2 separate regions of the Homo sapiens genome follow, and region 2 is linked to region 1. The links are chromatin loops, found by intact Hi-C in ENCODE. Cell type or tissue: Caco-2. All regions are shown on one strand. Each heading gives the region's core, and the rest is flanking DNA. Links, peaks and the distances in the headings are about the cores only.

Region 1 (2,920 bases), core at 113-2,612:
TTTCTGGAAAAAAAGCCTCATTTTAATGTCTGCAATTTGGGTTAAGGTTTATATAGAGGGCATAATGGGAAATATGAACAAATTGCATGAAACAAGATGAGTGGTAGAAAACTTAAGGAGAAGTCAGCTATATGGACAACCAGTCATAGTCAGGGAAAAAGTTGGGAGAGCAAAGTTCAAGTAGAGACAATTTGCTTCCCTTCCCCACTCCCTAGCTCCCCAGCTCATGTTAACAATGGTAGAACAACACACACACACACACACACACACACACACACACACACACACACACTCTCTCTCTCTCTCCCCCTCTCTCAATCTCTCTCGCTCATGAAATATTCTGCCTTTTGCATCCAAGCTGTTCTCACGGTGATCATTCAGTCATTTCTTCCATAAACTTGCCTTTTATCCTATAGTTGAAGTGACCGGCTTCACTTCAAGATCAGGTTTGTTGATATTTAAGCAGCTTAGAAATTCTTCAGCTATGGTATCCCTGAGGCCTTTGCTCAATCATCCCAAAGCCAAGAAAGCTTCCGCATTGTGTTGTAGTAATTTTTTCAGAATTTAGGATATGAATGCAGTTTTCTGAGCACTACATTACTGTAATATGATTTGAACCCAAATTTAGGTTCCCTGTACAAATCTGTCTGTTACTTCCCCAAATAGAAAACAAAGGGTTGCTCTGATAAGAGCTGTGAACCACAGTGAGGATATGTGGCATGGATAGGCCTGTCTTAACGGGCTCTCCCAATCCCATGGGGCTCCCCATGGCTCATTGCAACTCATGACATAATTCTGGGCAAACTTCAGTGTCCACATTGACCTATCCAGCCCTCTAGGAATTCCTTCAGTCATTCATTTCAAGGACATTTTCTTCACCTCATTTTAGCAACCCACTTTTATGCCAATACTCTGGACCTTCAATTAACTGTAATTGTTTTATCTCTGAAATCTTGAACTTTGACATTCCATCCTTTGATCATAACTTTTGACCCACTTTACTTGCTCTTTCATCTCATTGTAGCTTTGATTGTTATCTGCACTCCCATTTTCTTGGCTCTCTCCTGTCTTTCTCTATCCACCCAGAACTCTCTAGTTAATCATTTTAACCTCCTTCTCAGTAACTCCTCAAGCACTTTCTCACAACTACCGCCAACCCTCAAACCAGGGCCCACAGAACAACCCTTTCTCCCTGGATTGCCACGTGCTGAAGAAAGCACACAAGTGAGTTAATTAGTGTCATCACACATTTGTGATTTACAGTTATGGCTGAGCCCTTGACAGTGAATAAACAGGTGCATGGACTTCAGTCACTCATGTGAGTTGCTCCACATCGTGTGCCACAGGAGAGTAGCAGCAGGACTTCCTTTATTTAATGATGGCTAATACTTCTCCAGAGGAGAATTCTAGAAAAGCAGCTAATGGAACAATAAAATTAGTCACACGAGCCATGATATTTTTGGACAATTCAATAAAGCTCACTGTTTTCATTGCCAGACTTTCCCCTGCTACCACACAGGAATGTGACAGCTGGCTTTCTGGACCCTGATCAGAGAACTGTAGCCTTCTCTAGTTCCTTATGTCATTGTTGCTTCTTTTGAGCAACAGGATCCTACTTACAAAGCTACTTAGAAATCAAGTAATCATTTTACTGTAGGTATGAGGCTTCTCAGGGCCCGAATTGCCTACCAGTGGTAAAGGGCTCAGTAAGGTTACAGATTACTGCCACCTTGGTGTTTCTGATCATTTACCCACACCTCAACTCTCCGCAACCTGTATTCTTGATTGTTTTCCAGATGCAGTGCCCAAACGATAGTTAGAATCCTATCTTTAGGACCCCCTTCACTGAGGAATCTTGGAGGAATTGTGGTTCCTTCCCTAGGTGACCAACCATTCTCATTTTCCCAGAATTGAGGAGTTTTCCAGGATGCAGAACTCTCAGTGCTAAAACCTGGGGAATCCTGGGAAAACCAGGATGATTAAGTCACCTTGTTTATGGCTCCTTCCATGTTACCCCTAAACTTGCTTACATCAGAAAAATATCACTTAACAGCCTTGAGAAGCAGCATTCTCCAGAGGCTACTTGTAAGTCAGCCAGTTCTCAATTACAGCAGTTAATTCTAAACTAAGTCTTTTTATGTACTTAATAAAAATTATAAAAATAGTTCTTAGTTTAATACTCAGATGTGTAGTTGCAAATACTCTCACCAAATGTTTTACTTCCTTTATGCTGGGAGTAGCCCCCTATTTAGGAGGTTGGTGTATGTACACAACAAAACCTTTCTAAGGCACAGGCTGTCCATTCTCTCCCCTTTTTCCCACTCCACCCCACCCTGCTTTCCCTCTGCTCATCTTCGTCAGCTGAGAGGCCCACTGAGAAAAAAAACAAAATGGCGGGTCAGCAAGGTTGCTTCTTTGGCTCTGTTCCACCATTTTGCAATGTCAATCTGTGACTCTTTTTGTCTTCATGGCTTGCCCATGCCCTTATAGCTTATTTTCCTAATCAAAGAATTGTTGGATATGCCATATGGGGCCATGACGCTCCTTTTGGGAGAGAAATGTATCTTTCTTCCAGTCTGATGTAGCATCTATTTTCTTTCGTGGTCCTTCACTATTCAGCAGGTGTGTGTCCCAAGACAGACATAGAAAACATGGTCATTTCTCTAAATTACTGAAGATGGTGTTCCCTCCCCTATAAAAAAAAATTATTTTGATGTTTTCAGTGGGCCCCAAGGAAAAGAGTAGAGAAAAACCACCTTTATTTACTGTGTTCACTAGAATTGTTACTTTGGGGAAAAATATCAATTACACATTTCTCTATTTCCTCATGAATATTTATTCTTTCTCTTCTCTTGGGCACAGGTAGTGTATTGGGAACCCACACAGGGATTGGCTTCTTAAGGACTCTGGGCTCACACCT
Region 2 (2,920 bases), core at 195-2,694, 200 kb before region 1:
TTTGTTGAAGTATAAAGTTCCATTGTTGAAAAGGGTATATCTCCTAGTCCTGTGGCCACTGTCATCGGCTTGCATTGCATTGTTGATCATGGTTCCATCAGGCAAACTCCAAGATATCTCTGGCACTGGGGAGCCGGAAGCTTTGCAATCTACTTGGAAATCTTTCCCATGGAGCACTTGCTTTCTAAAATACTGCTTGTGGTCAATTTTGGCAGGTTTCAGTCTTAGGCTAACATGCATCAGTATCAGATCATCCCCCATTTTGTTTCTTGCCACACACAAGTAGACACCACTGTCTTTTTCTGTTACTGATCCAATAAACAGGGATCCATTAGGGTAGACGTGGATCCAGCTGCCCACTCTAAGGAGAAAAGAGATTCATTTGAGTGTGCAGCTGTTAGCAATGAGGGAAACTGTTTTACTCAGGATTGCCTCCCTCTGCCCCAGCTTTATTGAAGCATGACCAATGAAAATTGTGTATCTTTGAGGTGTAGAACATGACATTTTGAGAGAGATATATATACATTTTGAGGTGTGTGTGTATATATATACACATATTTGAGATATATATATATATACATTTTGAGATATATATATATACACATACATTTTGAGGTATATATATATATAGAGAGAGAGAAATGACCACGATTAACTAGCATGTCCATCACCTCATAGTTACCTGTTTTTGTATGTGTGATTAGCTTTAAATTGTTGCAATAAAAAAATAAAATTACTACCAGCTTATTGTCTTCTAAGCCATTTGCTGAAAGATGAAATTATCTAATTGAACAGGTATAATTTAGTGCAAGTAAGTATTTCTCAGATGGAATTCAAATGAATCTCCGTTACATAGTAATTTTTTAAAAAAAATCTTAATGAAGAGGCACATGCTAGAAATATGGGAGTTCTAGACACCATGACTTCCTTGACCATTTCACATACCAAGTAAACTAATTGGATCCACAAACATGGTGATTTTGTAATATATATAGGTAAACTCAGTTGCTCAGAAAAGATGCCAGATGATACTTTCTAAACAGTTATTAGTAACAAAACAATTACTGAATCATTTGGTTAGAAAATTCTACTTTGGCTGGGCACAGTGGCTCACACCTGTAATCCCAGCATTTTGGGAGGCCAATGTGGGCAGATCACTTGAGGGCAGGAGTTTGAGACTAGCCTGGCCAACATGGCAAAACCCCATCTCTACTAAAAATACGAAAAATTAGCTGAGCATGATGGCACATGCCTGTGATCCCAGCTACTCGGGAGGCTAAGGCTTGAGAATCGCTTGAACCCAGGAGGCTGGGGTTGCAGTGAGCCGAGATCACACCACTACACTCTAGTCTGGGTGACAAAAATGAAACTGTTTTAGAAAAAAATAAATTTTACTTTGTTAGAATACCAACGCAAGGTTCCTTAGAAGGTTGTTGCAGCATCTGCCCTCTATGGGCAGCTGTACAGTGACTAGTTTTTGCACTAGATTGAGCTGTGTGGAATACCATTTTTCTCCAGATGTACAGTGGCTGCACAGCCTATCATTACCAAATTTAACCACCAGATGGCAGATCTTTCCTGGTAAAACTAAATCTACTTTTTTAGACCAGTGGAGACTCAACTGGTGCTAAAAGTGCTATCAGGGATACCTATATGAGAAAACGTCTTTCTTATTTTTGGGCAACATGGGCTAAGCAGGTAGATAAAACGAGAGGAAAGTAAAAACTGTTTTCATAGCATAAGTGCTAACCAAGTCAAACAGCCTCAAGTCATTTCTCTCTCTCCTATTTTCTATTTACTTTATATTTTTTTGAGACAGGGTGTCACTCTGGAGCCCAGGCTAGAGTGCAGTGGTGAGATCACGGCTCACTGCAGTCTCAACCTCCCAGGTTCAAGCAATCCACCAACCTCAACCTCTGAGTAGCTGGGACTACAGACACACACCACTATGCCCTCCTAATTTTTTTATTTTTTGTAGAGACAGGGTCTCACTGTGTTGCCAAGGCTGGTCTCCAACTTCTGGGTTCCAGCGATCCTCCCGCCTTGGTCTCCCAAAGTGCTGGAATGACAGGCGTGAACCACCACACCCAGTCATCAAGTCACTGTTATTCTCCAGCAAAGGTAAGTATGGAAAGTATTATAGTAAAATATTAGAGAAAATTTTTTTTTCCCCAAGTATGGAAGGAAGTTCTCTGGCATATAAACCAAAGTAAAATCAATACAAATACACCTAAAGGAAGGGAAACTGCCAGGTGCTTTGCACTGGTTGTTTAATCTTGAAGTAATTCCCTCACTATACAGCTGAAAAATTGGTATTTAGAGAGATTTAGCAACTTGCCTTAGGTCACAGGGCTGGTTCTCAAGCCTTACGCTTTCCACCATGCTATACTGGCATTCTTTCCTAATGCTTTCTAAAAGTATTGGTTCTTAAACTTGGCTAAACATTAAAACACTTGTGGAGTTTAAAATAATAATGATGTCTGAGTCTCACCTCCAGAATTTGACTTAATATGTGTGCAGCATGGCTTGGGCATCAGGATTCTTAGAATTTTCCGGATTAAAGGTTTCCATGTGCAGCAAAGAACCACTGTTCTAACTGGGTTCTCAATGAAGATCCCTCATCAGCTGCATTAGAATTACATGGGTCGAGTTTAAGATGCATATTCCCCGGCTTTGGTTTCCTGAAATTCTGCTTCAATAGGTCTCGCCAAGGATGTAGAAACCCACTCTTTAAAAAACTTCCCAGCTAACATAAATAATTAAGTTTGAACACAAGTGTCAAATTTTAGCAACAAAATCACCTGGAGGGCTTTTAAGAACAGATTGCTTATTAAAACAAAATCAGAGCTCCTGATTCAACAAATTCCCAGACAATGCTAATGCTACTGGTAGGGGGTCTTCCCTTGGAGAAAAACTGGCT

The links. Peaks named below come from ENCODE experiments on the same cell type or tissue, not always from the same donor. Only the 100,000 strongest peaks of a DNase experiment are listed, where the experiment ranks them.
Region 2: a loop joins it to region 1, with 10 times the contacts of the local background. A loop is called at or near these places in 1 of 110 quality-filtered maps.

What each region holds. Positions count from the first base shown.
Region 1 is chr3:151,638,008-151,640,927 of GRCh38, forward strand. The region is part of intron 3 of LINC02066 (long intergenic non-protein coding RNA 2066); the gene reads left to right. Among named protein-coding and RNA genes, the nearest start is that of MIR5186, 73 kb to the left of the region's middle. In Caco-2, for the core only: no CTCF peak of the experiment used is centred there; DNase peaks (open chromatin) are centred at 754 and 1,204.
Region 2 is chr3:151,438,237-151,441,156 of GRCh38, forward strand. IGSF10 (immunoglobulin superfamily member 10) reads right to left here. Exons shown (of 8, transcript NM_178822.5): 8 at 1-361. Among named protein-coding and RNA genes, the nearest start is that of IGSF10, 21 kb to the right of the region's middle. In Caco-2, for the core only: CTCF peaks have their summits at 1,549 (motif pointing right) and 1,751; no DNase peak of the experiment used is centred there.